Linked DNA regions of Homo sapiens: region 2 is linked to region 1. Evidence: chromatin loops called from intact Hi-C (ENCODE). Cell type or tissue: endothelial cell of umbilical vein. All regions are shown on one strand. Links, peaks and the distances in the headings refer to the core of each region. The heading gives the core; the rest is flanking DNA.

Region 1 (7,861 bases), core at 2,309-6,308:
CATCCCCCCACCCCCCAGCAGGCCCCAGTGTGTGTTGTTCCCCTCCCTGTGTTCACATGTTCTCATTGTTCCAATCCCACTTATAAGTGAGATCATGTGGTGTTTGGTTTTCTGCTCCTGTGTTAGTTTGCTGGGGATAATGGCATCCAGCTTCATCCATGTCCTGGCAAAGGACATGATCTTGTTCCTTTTTATGGCTGCATAGTATTCCATGGTGTATACATATGAGGTGTCTTTTTCTAAAAGTTTTGTTTTCTGTTCTAATCTGGACCACATGCTCTCTGGGTCTGCACTCATCCTGAAATATTCTTTCACCATTATCCCTAGAAATCCTATCACTTCCCTCTTTTGGATCTCCTATTACTTGAATCCCTGTGCTCCTCACTCTTTTCCCCTATGTTGGCGGAACATATCCTCTAGTAGTTTATTAATACAAGATAAATGAGAAATACCTTTTTAAGACATAAAGTGCATGAAATGTCTTTGTACCACCCTTATGTTTGACATATATTTGGCTGGCTAAAGAAATCTATATTGGAAACATACTTTTTCTATAATTTTGAATGCACTACTCTGGTGTCATCTATATTCAGTGTTAAAAAGTCCAATGCTGTCTGAATCTCAGTCTCTTTTATGTGCCCTGCTTTTTTTCCTTTGGAAATTTTGGCGCTACTTTATTGCTGGTATTTGAAGCTATGGGGAATTTTTTATGGAATTATTATTATTATTACTGTTATTTTGGTCCTGAGGATATGTCCTTCAGTTTGGGGAAATTTTCTTTTATGATTTCTTTAATAATATCCTTGCCTGCATTTTCTCTGTTCTGTCAGATTTTAGTCTGATGTGGAAATCCTCCAGTAATCTAATTTTAAAATGTTTTCTCTCCTGTTTTCATTTTTTCGACTTTTGCTTTGTTGTCTTAGAGATCTCAATTTTATCTTTCAACCCTTCCATTGCATTTTTAATTTTTCAATTCCTTTTATTTTTCTGAAGTTTAATTTTAATCATAACCTATTTGTATGTTTTTTTAAAAGGCCTTTACTGAGGTATAATTTATATGCTATAAAATTCACCCATTTTATTATACAGCTGCAATTTTTCTCTATTTCTCTGAGGATATTAATTATAGGTATTTGAAGTTTCCTCCTGTTTTGTTTTTCATTATTTTTGTTTTTCTCTGAGTTCTTTTTTGTGTGTTTGCTTTCTTCATTCTATTTTTTCCTTTTTAGAAGGGGATTTTTCTCAAATCTTTGGGGATTCTTGGTAATTTCTAAGTGTGAAAACCTAAAAAACTGGAAGCTGTAGTTCTTAAACAAAACTTGTCTAGACTTGGGTTTTTCTCAGGGTGATTAATAGAGAGTTCTCTGTTTTGTTGGGGCACCCCGAATTTTCTCTTGAGCTATCACTTTTTCAAGAGAACTTTCTCATCTCCTACTTGGGCCGGGAGTGGAAGTAAATAAACCTGTCTGCCAGCATTCTAGAAGCCAACTTGGGGATGGAGACTGATGATGCATTCATGCACCAGTTTTCTTTCATCTAATTCTCTTGTTTTCAGTACATGCTCCTCTTCTCATCAGTGTCTGGATCTCTGAGTCCAGAATTATTTGTTCCAACCTTCAGCCCCCTGGCAGCATGAATCAGGGAAGTCACCTGACTACACAGATACATGTGGGATTTAGGGGTGCATTGTTTCTTACATAGACTTTCAAATACTTCCTTTTCTAGTTTCATCTTTATTCCTACCTTCAGAAGTACCAGATCTATCCAACTCCTGAATCTTTCTGGAGTTATGCTCTTAGAATAATCCTGCTTTTCAGCATATCTCTTCTCTCTGCCCCTCAGTCATAAGCTTTTAGCTTGCTTTGGTTTGTTGCGTTTATCTGTCTCCTTTGCTTTTAGCCCTTACATAAGGATAAAGAACACACATATAGAAAGGAGCATAAAGTATACATGTGTAGCATAACAAACAATGTTAAAGTGATAGGAGTTTAACCACCATCTGAGTCAATAAGTAATACATTACTGCCTCTAAAAAAGTCCTTGTATGTATTCCATTGTGATTTTACTACCCTCTCCTTTGAAAACAACCACTCTCCCGATATTTTTGTGAATAACTTTCTTGCTTCCATTTGTATTTTTTTTGCCGCCTATGAATGCCTCTCTAAGCAATATATTTTAGTTTTGCCTCCTTTTTGAGCTTGACATCAGTGGAAATAGATTATACATAATCATTTGGGTCTTACTTCTTTGCTGAATATTACGATCATTAGGTTCATTTATGCTGTTGTGTGTAGCTGTAATCCATTTCATCCATTTCATTGCTGTGAGAGTGTGCCATAGCTTGATTAGACCACAATTTAAAAAGATTCTGTTACTGCTGGGCGTTTTAGATTTTTCCATGTCCTTTAGCTTTATAGCTTTTAAAATTATCTTCTCTTTTTGCTGTTGCCTTCTCTCATCCTCTTTGGGTATGTATCTTAAATAAAGTTCTTATTTTTTTCTTTTGAATCATTTGTACTTTTTAAGTAGGGGGGCACTGGGAGATAAACCCTATGTTTAAATGAAGCCAGGATTATTATGTTAAGCTATTATATGGTGTCAAAGTTATAGAAATTATGCTAAATACATTTTTGTACACTTGAGTTCTCTGATTCTTTTTGCTGTCATAAACCAAGACTGAGGAACTTAGGACAATGTTGAAGCTAAGTTTTATAAAACCTAAAATTACGATTTGGTTAAGAAAGAGATCTTAGTGCGTTTGATGTAGGAATTCCACTTTGCAAAGAGAATGGAAGTAACTGTCTCCATACAAAGGCAACCACAAACTAACGCTTGCCTTTGAATTTGTGATATCCCCTAATTCTCCAGTATTTTTCTTTTTACATTAATATTCCCTTAAAAACATTACCTGGAATGATCCTCTGTGCATGGAGAAGTACACATTCTGCAATGATAAGTGTAAACAAAACTGAACATTTTATTTCTCCCTTTTTGCTATTCTCTGACCTGCAGTGCATTCCAATACTTTCTGCTTTCAGTTAACACGCAGTTCTTTATTATTTTGATCACTGGACCTCAATAGCGCAGCACACAGGCAATGGCCAATGGATATTCTGGCCTGAATATTAATGATATCTGAGTGCAGACTGAGATATAATAATGCTAAAAATTGTAGATGATGGTTTATTATTTCTAGACAGTAGCACACAGCTAAAGGGAGAGTATAGGTAATTAAATACAGGTGATATAAACACACACTTTACTCTTTTGTGGCCAAATATAATTATATCACATATATCATAAATTCAAAGTTTCATTTTCAAAAGAGCAACCTAATTATTTTCAAAGCTTTTTGTAAAAAACCCCATTCATGACCTTGATGATTACACAGACTAAGAAAGCTATATTTAAAAGAGTGTTTTTCTGTGTAAGAAATATCTTTTAGTGGTTCATTAAAATCACTGTGAAGCATTTTTTCCCTTTCAGGTTACATAATATAACGATAAATATACCTGCTCTGATCATAAGCATCAGTGTTTAATTGAGGAATCAGTTTGAACTCCAGAAAACGTGGTACCTATTATTCATAGGATTGAATATTTTTTGATTTAAAAAAACACACAAACAAAGAAAAAAGCAGATAACTTAAGGAAGGGGAACTCTTATAAAGTAGAAACTTTACCTGTGATGTAGTGGTGTTGCAAAGACCACTAATGGTGTCTCCTACTATCTGATCTGGAAACAAAGACATTGTCCTGTTGTATTTTATTTACAGAAAAATAGGGTTACATGGAATCACGTTACTTGTATAAGAAAGGCAGTCATCACCTTTCTTTTATTGAATACATAATTTTTCAGGATTTGGGGATGATTTTTCTAAAGCAGAATCCTTTTTCTTTTGGAATATTTCAGATAATTTCAATAGAATCTCAGCTGGAGCTCAAGACTTGGTTATTTTCTTTTTCTTTTATTTCTTTTTTCTTCTTTCTTTTTATTTTTTATTTTTTAAATGAATCCAGCATTCCTTTGGAGAACAGAAGGTGGCACTCTTCCTTTTATCTTGTGAAATTTTCCACTTGAATGTTTAATTCTTCCTGTTAAGATTCGGAGCAGCACCCTGTTGGCAAGTTGATTGTTTCTTTGTGGTTAATGACTACTTTTTCACTTATCAAAAGACAGGGACACATTCCATGAAGTGTAATATTGAATGTGAGGCACCAAGTGTCATTGGCAATTCAATAGTAAATAGCGGTTAAAGTTTGATGAGGTCTCTTACAGTTTACTTGCCCGTGTGAGCAACTTGTTTCCTGAATGATTTTCTCCTCATTTTGTTTTATTGATGTAGGGAATAGAAAGCATCTAAATATAGGAGATCACTTGGAAAAGATTTGCTATTACCACTTCCACATGCTCAGAAACTGGTGGCTGATTAAATGAGCATATAGTGATAAAATGTGTGACCTTTCAGCCAATTCTAAGTCTCAAACTTCTTTTTGAATCTTAAATCTTGTTTTATTTTCTTGTATTTGGTATCTATCTAGGCTAGTTAATGTTGGTAAGGTTGAGATTGTCTCATAGATGGCAACAAAATTGGTTTGATTGCCCTACGTTGTATTTACATTTTTTCCCAAGGGCATGAAAGCAGTTACACATATTCAAGTATTTTCTAAATAATGTTATCTTGTTAGATTTAATATATTCTGTTTCTTTTTTGAAGGTCATCTCTTCATTATGCATATAAAACAGGCCCAGATTTTCCTAGTGGTCCTACATTTTAGGCTTCATCGTCATATAATTTGCTTCAATTTTTAAATATTTTAAGCTCCAAATTGAATATGAATTGTAAACATCACTGTGTCTTGTTACTAATATAAGTTATTAGGATATGTATGTGTTAGGGAGTTGGATAATTCAATTTGATTCTATTTTTAACATTCTACCTGACATCAGTGTAGAGTTTAAATCCTGGTTCTGCTCAACACTTTAAATGATATGGCCTGTATGTATGTCTGGAGCAATTCTACCTATCATATCCCAGGTTGTTTTTGTGCTGTTTTAATTATAGCTCTTGTTTTTATTAGCTAAACAATTCAAGACAGGTCTTGTACTCTTGCAAAAGTGGTATCTATTAAGAAAGCAAACCAAAATTCACAATAAAAATAAAAAAGTGTTTGGTCCTTTATAAAAACTAGATAAAAATCAATGGATTTTTTGGGATACTGGGCTAGGAAGAAATATCAAATGATAATACCTTTGAGTATAAGCCTAAAAGCTCATGGCTGATAAGACATAGGAAAGGAGCAACAAAACATGGTTCTAATAATCATGACCAGAGAGAGTTGCTTGGATGTCATGATAATCATCTGTCTCCTTTCCCCACTTCCTACATTGATAAACCATAGAAAAAGGAGTTCACAGAAATCAATTATTAAGAGGACCTATTACAGAATCTAGTCCTGGAGAATAAAAATAAGTATAACTGAATCTTTAAGAATTTGAGAGCGATGGAGTCCACGTACTACTTGGTGATTTTTCATTATATTGGCCTCTAGGTAGAATGAGCATGGATTTTCTCCGATTAGAAGGCCTGTAATTTGTTTTGCAGGGACTTTGAAATCAGTAGTTTTAGGCTGTATAGCTGCTAGTCTGGGTGTATTTTGCATGGATTTTACAGCTGTAGCACTCAGGAATAAAGTCATAGAGCCAAAGACAGCTTTCTAATATAAACTTTGATGTTCTATAGCAGAGGTCAGCAAACTATTTTGTAAAGGCCCTATAGTTAATGTTTTAATCTTTCTAGGCCAACAGACAAAAATGAGGATATTATGTAGGTACTTTTATAACTATTTACAAGTAACCATTTAAATATGTAAAAAAATTCTTAGTAGGCTATACAAAAATAGGCAGTAGACCTGGTTTGGCCTGCAGGCCACGGTTTCCTCAATCTCTACAGCATTCAAAAACTGTATTCTGTGTCTATATTTTGTTTTAATAATTCAGGTTAAGATCCAGATGTTTGTTTGGTCAGAAATACAGGAACACTAGTATTCTTAGAGCTTGAATGTTTGTTTGAATTATGTAAAGAACTGTAGCTGATTAGACAGATTAAAATTTTGGTTTGGTTGATTTGCTTGCACTAATAAAGACACATTCACATCTGGCAAACATAAAGGCAGGTCCTCAACAATCAAGTGGCATTTATTTAAACTATTATGGAAATGTCAAAAGTCCTGCTGGAGACAAGGAATCATTACAGCAGGTAGTTCCTGATGTTTTATAATTCTGTGCCTAGGAAAGACCTGATCTAGTTTAATAAGTTAAATAAATCACTCAGGAAAAAATAAAATTGTATGAAAAGGAAAAATGTAAAGGCATAGTTTGGTGATAAATTTTGTCTTGCAGTTGCAGAGGCTCTTTAATGATTCCCTAGTTTGTACTAAGCCTTTGAGAACTGCTTTCCTTGGAATTTGCAGGGAAATATCCAGCAGATGGGCTGAAGGTCTTGTCTAGCTACTGAAAGACTTGCTAGCCCAAAAGGAAATCAGGTCATCCAATCAGATGAACCCATTCTCTTGAGGTTCTGCACAATTGCTTCTCTGGATGGCAGTTAATCATCAGGCCATATGGGTGCTTTTAACATCTGGCTAACTTCCAGGAAGAATTCAATAAGTTTGGTCTAGTACAGTTGGAACATATCTTCCACTGTTTATGTGTCTCATAATTCGTAGAAAAATATCTTTTCATATTGGGAAAAAAGGCTTAGAATCAACAGGGTTTCATTGGCCCTACAGAGTTCCCCTGGCTATGAGCTGTTGCCCACCTTAGGTTTGTCTCCTACAGGAGATGACGTTGCTATCTTCATATCACGAACAATGGTTCATGACATCAAGATATTTCTCCATTAGTTTTGTCCTATGCATGCTTCTCTATGAATTCAATACATGTTTAGTATTTTCATTGTAGGTGATTAGTGTTTTTAGTTACTTTTAAATTTCACTTATATGAGAGAAAAGACAGAAAGTGTAGTCAGGGATGTGTTTTCAACAGAGAAAGTGAACTCAGAATTTTTCTAGTTCATAGACAATAGTAATTTTAAAAAGTAAAGAAAAAGTTCTTTTTATAATTGATTGGCACTTACTGAATTGATACTAAATCTGTCTCAGCCATATTATTTTGATTTAAATATATATTTTCATTAGAACTTCTCTGTACTTTATTTTGATATAACTGTGAGGTAATGATATAAGGTTAACATCTTTGAAATTATTATCTCCACAAATACACATTTTATTTAAAGAACCAATAAAGGTTTCCCCAATAATTGTCAACTAATAAGCTTCCAATATTTTGTAGTAAAATATTCCCTAGATTAACTATCATATTGCATTAATTCTAAGAGGCATATTTTCTTATTTTCACTTTTTAGCATCTTTGGAATCTGGGTGCATCCTGTAAGTGATAATAATAACATGATAGTATGTTATGTAAAACTGGCAGATTTTAAATGATGGTACACCGTAAAATCAGGAGCTGATTTAAATGACAGTGCATCTTAAAATCGATGGTTTCTTAGATTCAGTAAAATAAACTATTTATGGAAATATCCCAGGCAAGAACAAGCAAATAGAAAAAAAGTACATAAAAGAATAGAAACAATAGACATTTGGGGATGTAGAGCTCAATTAAACAACAATCTGAAGGTAAATTTATTCTTAAAATGGATATTCATTGGTGGCCTGTTTTATGCATTAAGCTAGAAAAGTAAGGATTATGAAAAAGGTATATGACATTACCTAGATCTCTAAGAAATTAGAATATACTTTGAGAGTCAAGACAAAGAAATATGAGATAGTGAAACATT
Region 2 (7,861 bases), core at 1,584-5,583, 560 kb after region 1:
CACTGTAGTAGTCAATGTATTAACTAGATAGCTCCCATCTAGTCGGTATACTTTAGTGAGCAACCAGTGCTATATGGATCAAAAGAGCCATTTCAGGGAAAATAAATAAACCCTTTGTGAGTTCCAATTTAACCTTAGCCTAGGAATTAGCAGCTCACTGTATCAATGACATCCATGGCATTACATATAATAAAATTGAAGGCAAATATAAGCAGATAAGTATTTGATGACCTGATTTTGAATGCCATTTTAAGTGATTTTTAAATGATGACCTGATTTTAAATGTGATTTTTAAAATCACATGAAATCCATCATCCTACTTTTTAAGCTTTTTTATTTCCTACCGTGCATTGATATTGAATCCATTCAAATTCTTATACACTAATTATATACCTTTTTCCTTTAGATTAACTAATTTAGCTTAACTTTGATTTTAACAAAAAAAAATTTGGCTTGAGAAATATAGTATATAAATATATCTTCACAGCATAACAGACTTGAACAGACTCTGAGACTCACCTTATTTGAGAAGCCACAAAGCACCGGAAGGACTTTACCAGTAAGGAGACTATATAATGTAAGGGTAGTGTTGTAGCCAATTGACCAATTCAGGATTGCTAAATATTCTTTCTCACTTCTCATAAATTACAGACAAATTAATAAGCAATAGCAATCAGAGACTCACCCAGTAATTCAAATTAGTTTTTTATATCTTATGTGGACTCCAAGGTCATTTCGGAACAACAGCTCACACAAATAAATAAATAATAAAGGATTTGAAAGTTCTTTGTCAAATGGGATTCATTAGTACCATTATTTCTGTAAGAAATAGTACCATTATCTCTTTATGGGTTCAGAAGATTAGTCAGAATATATTTTGCTAATATATTTAGAGTACATATATAGAATATATTTAAAATATTTAGCAATGTAATGTATATATCTGCAGTATTTTACCTATCATACAATCTAAGAAGTAAAGCCATACCTATCACTGTTCTCTGTCTATTGGCCTCTCATGTATTTCCACTGCTTGACTCCTCTGAAACCACTGTCTGAAATTTTCTGTTTATCAATCCATTGCTTACAAAAGTATATATGTTTAATATGCATACATAAGTATATATATTATGTGATATGTAAATACATGCTTTATCATGTAAATGTTATGATATATAATCTATAATATAGGATACATATATCACAAATGAATATGTATAATTTATCATATATATGAAAGTTTGTATTATATATAACAGTATATAACATATGCCATGTATATCACATATAAATTGATATAAAATCTGCTTTATCATCTACACATATTTTATTATATGTACCTTAATGTGTATATATAATATATCATATATACCATATATACATGTGTTTAAATATGTTTATATATATCTGAAGAAATGTAACATTTGTTTTGAATTTATAAAGAGGCTGTCATATTGAATATACTCCTCTAGAACTTGATATTTTCTTACTAGTCACTTACATTCAACAAAGTTTTCTCCCTTTTTTTTTTTGGTAAAATTTACTTCTAGTATCCTTTCTTTATCTTCTTAATTATGCCTATTTTTGAATCATTATACTGTCCCTGTCTTCTATCATTTTTGTGGACCAATTTTGTCATCAATATGTCTACTCTGTAATTTAATAAATAACTTTGGTTTTGTTGTTTACTGTTTCCTGATCTTTTGATTATTTTCTCATTTCCTTTACTTTCTTTCAATTTATTCTATTGTTACTTTCTTAATTCTTAAGTTGAAAACCCAGTCTGTTGATTTGCTGTTATTCTTCTTTCATAGTATAAACATTCAGAGCTTTAGGTTTTATTCAAATCATCAGTTTCACTTACTACACAAATTTTGATGTGATGGATTTTTTGTAATTCCTTTCTACATGGTTTAAAAGTCCATCATTTCTTTAACTCGTATGTTAAATAGAATATATTTAACATTCCAAATATATATTTTACATTAAATTTTCATTATAAACTTCTAATTTAATTTTATTGTGCTCTGAAAATATAGTCTGTATAATACAAATTATTTGAATTTTACATTGCTATATAAAGAATTATGCAATAAATTTATATAAAATTTCCATATGTACTCTAAACTTCCACATTAAGCTCATGAACGTTGTTTAAATCTTTATGTCTTTTCTTCCCCTTCTCCTTTTTCTCCCACCTGACACCTGTCTGCTCTCTCTCTTCCTTCTTCTCTGGTTCAATAATCAATAACTGAGATATACATGAGAGAATCATCCACTGCTATTTTGGTAGACTTTTTAGTTTCTCACTCTTATTTTAATCAATATTTTACTTTTATCTTTATAATTTTGATAGGTCCATCAATATTTGTGATCTTTATCTTTCAGATGAATTTAACATTGTCATTATGTAGTCATTAACATAGCTATATGAATTATTTGCTTAATTAATATTTACCAAATTTTAAATCTTCAGTCTTTCTGTTTTCAGAATTAAATTATATTACTTGTAGAAAGACCATCACTGATTTCTTTTTAAAATAAAATCTGACAATCTTGTATAATTTAAGTATTCTTGTTGTAGATTAATATATCTTCTCAGCACTGTTTCCAGTTATCAATCTCTCTACTCATGAAAATTAAGAAATTCTTCCTATGATATACATTACTGACTTTATATATTAAGTAAACAGATTGTTTTCTTAAAGAAATGTTTATTACTAAAATAGTCACCATTTTCACAGAATACTTTGAGATGATTTGAAATTAATATTCACAAAAATTCTATTTACCTCTACATTTAATGACTATTAGTCAAGTCGTAATTTTACTGTCTATAAGGATTCTTAAGATGTGGGTCTTATTCTCAAGGCATTTATCATCCAGTTAACGTTCTCAATCCATGCAAGTCTCTGAGAAGTCAATCTATTTAAAGTGGATCTTAACAAACTATCATATTAAACACCTGTCTAATCATGTTCTCGTCAACATCATAGCCATCGTTATCAGTATTCACCATCCTTCACTGACTTTTATTGAGCTCACTGCAGTATGAGTGTGTAATGCTATTTATGCTATTAAAATATTTACCATATATACATGTAGGAGAGAAAAAGTGTATCTTTTTCTCACTTGTTGCCAAATTCATGGCTGAGACACCTATAATAAAAGATAAAATAATAAGAGAAATATCAGTTTTATGGGACATGAGAGCCTTCGGAAATGAAGACCCAAATAAATAGATTAGTCTGCATATTTTTATGAGCAATCAGGTAGAAGTATGATTGGAGGACAAAAGGGAATGATCTAATGGTAATACACCGCAGGGAACTGAGCAGTGTATCTGAGTTGGTTCAGATTGTTCTTTGTATCGCGTGGTCTTTAGAGATAAGGACATTCTTTTCCTCTGAATATAGGAGGACCACCTCTGGAATGAGTGTCTATGACCCACTTTAGAGAAAGGTCAAAGAATTCTTTTCTGGCCTACTTCAGGGGAAATTGATAGAAGAAGGTCAGAGAGACTTTCATGCTTCTGTTCATTTCTCAAATTCCTTCAGCTTAAAATACTCAGTATGCCAAGTAGCCATATTTTGAAATATATTTTAAATTTAAAAAGGCATATATTTGAAATTATTATATTTCTGTACACTTTGACTAAAAATAGTCAAAGGCTTTTCATGATTTATTAAGTGAAATGATCGTAGGCAAAAATTCAAATTTCTCCTCAAAATCATGATATGTATTCTGACCAATCTCTCCACTATAGAAATTTATCCTATACCTTCAATATTCCTTAGTGCCTTCCACATCATCCCAAACTCACTGTTATTCATTCTTTTCCATAATTTTAATTATTTATTTAGTACTCCATACACTATGCATTTAATGTAGTAGCTACCATAGTGAGCAAAACAGTTTTGATCCCTAGCCTAATAAAACTTTCAGTTTTGTTAAACATTCTTATTCTAACTCATTCCGTCAAAAATTCTACTACTCTCTTAAGCTATCGTATCAGTAAGATTTTAAGAACTATAAAGAAGAAAATTCAAAAACCATACCCAATTTCTCCTCTAGATATAATCACTATTAAAACCCTAAGCAGTTTTCAAGCTCAATTAAAAGTCAACGATTGCCAAATAAATTGCCCTAAATTCTTTGACCAGGTAAAATATCTCCTTTCTTTTGAATTGTAAAAGCACTTGAAAATTGCCTAATAACACATTATATTTTGTCTTGTATTATAAATATCTATATATTTGTTTTTTATTGTTATCCTAGAATCTTGAGATTTGAGACCTTTTATTTGATACTTAGCAAATAGTACTTATCCTATAAATATTTGTGCAGTTTAAATTACTTGGTGTTGTTTCTCCACTACTTTCTTTATACCACTTTACATACCACTTTATTTAGACTTCAGATATTTGGTCATGAGATAGAAATTGCACAGATTAAAGAGAAAATTCATAAGCATGACTTAAGTATGCATACAATGTGGTTTAGTAGTTAAAACTGTTTCAAGAATCTGACAGTCAATATACAATTTCCAAATGTGTCAAAAATTTCAGATTTTACAGCAAAACCTGTATTTCCTCATATATAAAATAAATATGGTAAACATCTCCCTTATACCATTGTTTTAAGAATTGAATGAGGTTAAGCAGGTAAGAGGCTAGCATGCTTTAAGTATAATACATTATAAAGACAGTTTTTATTATCTTGTTAATTTATTATTTTACATCAAGTCAATTTGGTTTTGTATCATTCAAATATGGATATGTGTGTGTGTGTGTGTGTCAGTATACTTAAAGCACAAGTGGAATTTGTACTGTGTTTGAAATCCATACAGGTTTTTAAGTTGCCTCTGCCAATACTCTCCAGCCAAAGACCGTAAGAAACACTCCACAGGGAATAATGAGGCTTCTCATTTAGGGAATCTTAGAAAGGATGTATAAGATTTAAACTTGTGGTAGGTGATTTGGGAGTGATAGAGGAAGCATAGCTTGCCTATAGTTTATGTGTTGTTCGGAAGCGAGAGTAAATTTAGATTGGGAATAACAATAATGTGTATCTAGAAGGAAAGAGGATTAGAGTGAGGCCAAATGAAATTAGCAAAGAAACAGCTTTCAAGCTATTAACTATCATTTGGTTATTTTTATGCTTAGGAAAATAGTAATGTTTGTTGTTAGTTGTCAGACTTGATTACACAGAGTTTTGTTTTTTTTTTTTCTTATTGATCTATTATGGTCACAGAGTGGCCTTGTTTGATGATATTCTGTGAAATGCCTTATGTTCACCAAGAGAACACCAAGGCATTGAGGGCCAGGCTGACAGCTCTTTGCAACATGAAGGACAAGCAGATTGTACTCAGCCAGGCTGTGGCTCTTAGTGTTGTTTTTCTCTGTTACCTGTCAACAAAACTTCACATATTCATTCCAAAACAGTTAGTTGCTAAGGTAGAAAGTGTAATAACACTGATCAAAACTGGAAACAAATTCTTAACAAATGCAACTTATTTTTTCTTTTCTTTCATGGACTTTATTATAAAATAGTAGGTGTAAACATTGATCAAAATATTCTAAACAACTATGATATTGCACCTGTATCAATTGCTACAAAGGAGAGGTAAATGGTGGTATGGTAACTAACAGAAAGCGAGGTTAGCTAACACTATACTGGAAATTACCAAAGATTTATCAGAGGAAGTCACAACTTATTTGAGATCTAAAAAAAGGAAAAAGAGGTAACAAAGTAAACAAGGAAAGGAACAGTACTCCAGAGAGAGAGAACATATCTAAAAACATCCTGTATCCTGTGTGTCAGCACTGAAGATTGGTGTAAGAAGAAAAAAAGCCATAGGTAGAGTCAAATCATATGTGTATTTGACAGAGGTCCAGATGAGAGGCTAATAATAGCTGAAAAAATGGGATGATGGCCAGAGAGGAAAAAGAAGATAGATACAAGTATATTTAAGCATTAAACATGGATAATATTAAATTGACATATTTAATAACTAATTAGTCAAAATAGAGACTCCTAATTTTTTGATTTGAGGAATTGTGCTTATAGTGTCAATCACTTATTTAGGGAAGAACGATAATGTATCATTTTTAGGAGGAGAGAAAAAAATTAATTCCTGCATAAGATGGAATCTCAAATGGTTTAGAATCAGTTAATCTCATGTGGGCCCCAGAATAAACAGATCTACAACTCATAGAAAATGATAGGGCTAGAGATATGAATTTAAGAATGGACTGTAAATGAAAATTAAATTCATTTTGTGAGTTTTGCCCTTGTTAAATAGGTTTTGCTTATGTGTTGTATTTTAAGATTAGCCTAGGCTGGGCGTGGTGGCTCACGCCTGTAATCCCAGCACTTTGGGAGGCCGAGGCGGGTGGATCTTCTGAGGTCAGGAGTTCGTGACCAGCCTGGCCAACACAGTGAAACCCTGTCTCTACTAAAAATATAAAAAATAAGCTGGGTACGGTGGCAGGCGCCTGTATTCCCAGCTACTAGGGAGGCTGAGGCAGGAGAATCTCTCGAACCTAGGAGGCAGAGATTGCAGTGAGCCGAGATTGTGCCATTGCACTCCAGCCTAGGCAACAAGAGTGAAACTCCATCTCAAAAAAAAAAAAAGGTTAGCCTAAAAATTAAACTGATGTCCTCAGATCTTTAGAGTGAATCTGAAACTCTAAATCAAATAAAGAATTATTAACTTCTGTTTAAGATGTTGGAATAAGATCTCTGGGATCAGGTGAGTGCTAGGAAAAAAAGCTGAAGTTCTCCCAGCACATCATAGTTTATATATTTAATCTGTTAAACCAGATTATGTGGTTTTCAGTGGAAATGTTTTTCTTTGAGGCGAAGACTAACAAAGGTGGTCTAAGGGAACAACCGAGTGTACCGTCTATTGAAACCTCTCCTTTCTTAGGCCTTCTTGCTCGCATTTTTTTCTTCTTCCATGTAAAAGACTTCTGACATTCTTTGTTATTGGTTTTATGATCAGGTCTGTCTTGGTACCTGTAAACAAGAACCATACCAGAAATATATTGGTTGTGTTCACAAGAGTATTGTATTCACAAGAGTCTAGGCATATATACATATATATTTGCAAACTATATATTTGATAAAGAGGCTCAATTTATTCACAGTTATGTAGGCCTAACAGAAAACATGACTGGGGGGGTCCCAGGAAACTTACAATCATAGTGGAAGGTGAAAGGCAACCAGGCAAAACTTACCATGGTGGCAGGAGAGAGAGAAAGTAAAGGGGAAATTGCCACACACATTTAAACCATCAGATCTCATGAGAACTCACTCAGTATCATAAGAACAGACAGGAGGACATCTGACCCTATGATCAGTCACCTCCCACCAGGCCCCACCTCCAATTTGACATGAGATTTGGTTGTGGACACAAATCCAAACACTGTCATTCTGCCTCTGGTGCCTCCAAAACTTCATGTGCTTCTCACATTGCAAAATACTATTATCCCTTCTCAAAGAGTCCCCCTGTCTTAACTCACTTCAGCATTAACTTAAAAGTTCACAGTCCAAAGCCTCATGTGAGCGAGGTAAGTCCCTTCTGCCTGTGAGCCTAGACCATTAAAAAAAAATTAGTTACTTTCAAGATACAATGGGGTTACAGGCAAGCATTGTGTAAATTCTTTCATTTCCCATGGGAGAAATTGGCCAAAACAAAGGGGCTACTAGCTCCATGCAAGTCAAAACCACTCAGGACTGTCATTAAATCTTAAAGTTCCAAAGTAATCTCCTTTGACTCCATGTCTCACATCGAGGGCAAACTGATGCAAGATGTGGGCTCCCTAGGCCTTGTGCAGCTCCATCCCTGTGCCTCTGC

The links. Hi-C counts contacts between places; a loop is a spot of excess contacts. Peaks named below come from ENCODE experiments on the same cell type or tissue, not always from the same donor. Only the 100,000 strongest peaks of a DNase experiment are listed, where the experiment ranks them.
Region 2: it touches region 1 in a loop (12-fold over the local background); 1 of 110 quality-filtered maps calls a loop at or near these places.

The regions. Positions count from the first base shown.
Region 1 is chr5:99,165,385-99,173,245 of GRCh38, forward strand. No RefSeq gene overlaps it. Among named protein-coding and RNA genes, the nearest start is that of CHD1, 240 kb to the left of the region's middle. In endothelial cell of umbilical vein, for the core only: no CTCF peak of the experiment used is centred there; a DNase peak (open chromatin) is centred at 4,167.
Region 2 is chr5:99,727,515-99,735,375 of GRCh38, forward strand. No RefSeq gene overlaps it. Among named protein-coding and RNA genes, the nearest start is that of LINC02113, 200 kb to the left of the region's middle. In endothelial cell of umbilical vein, for the core only: no CTCF peak of the experiment used is centred there; DNase peaks (open chromatin) are centred at 2,877 and 3,339; H3K27ac peaks cover 1,142 bases.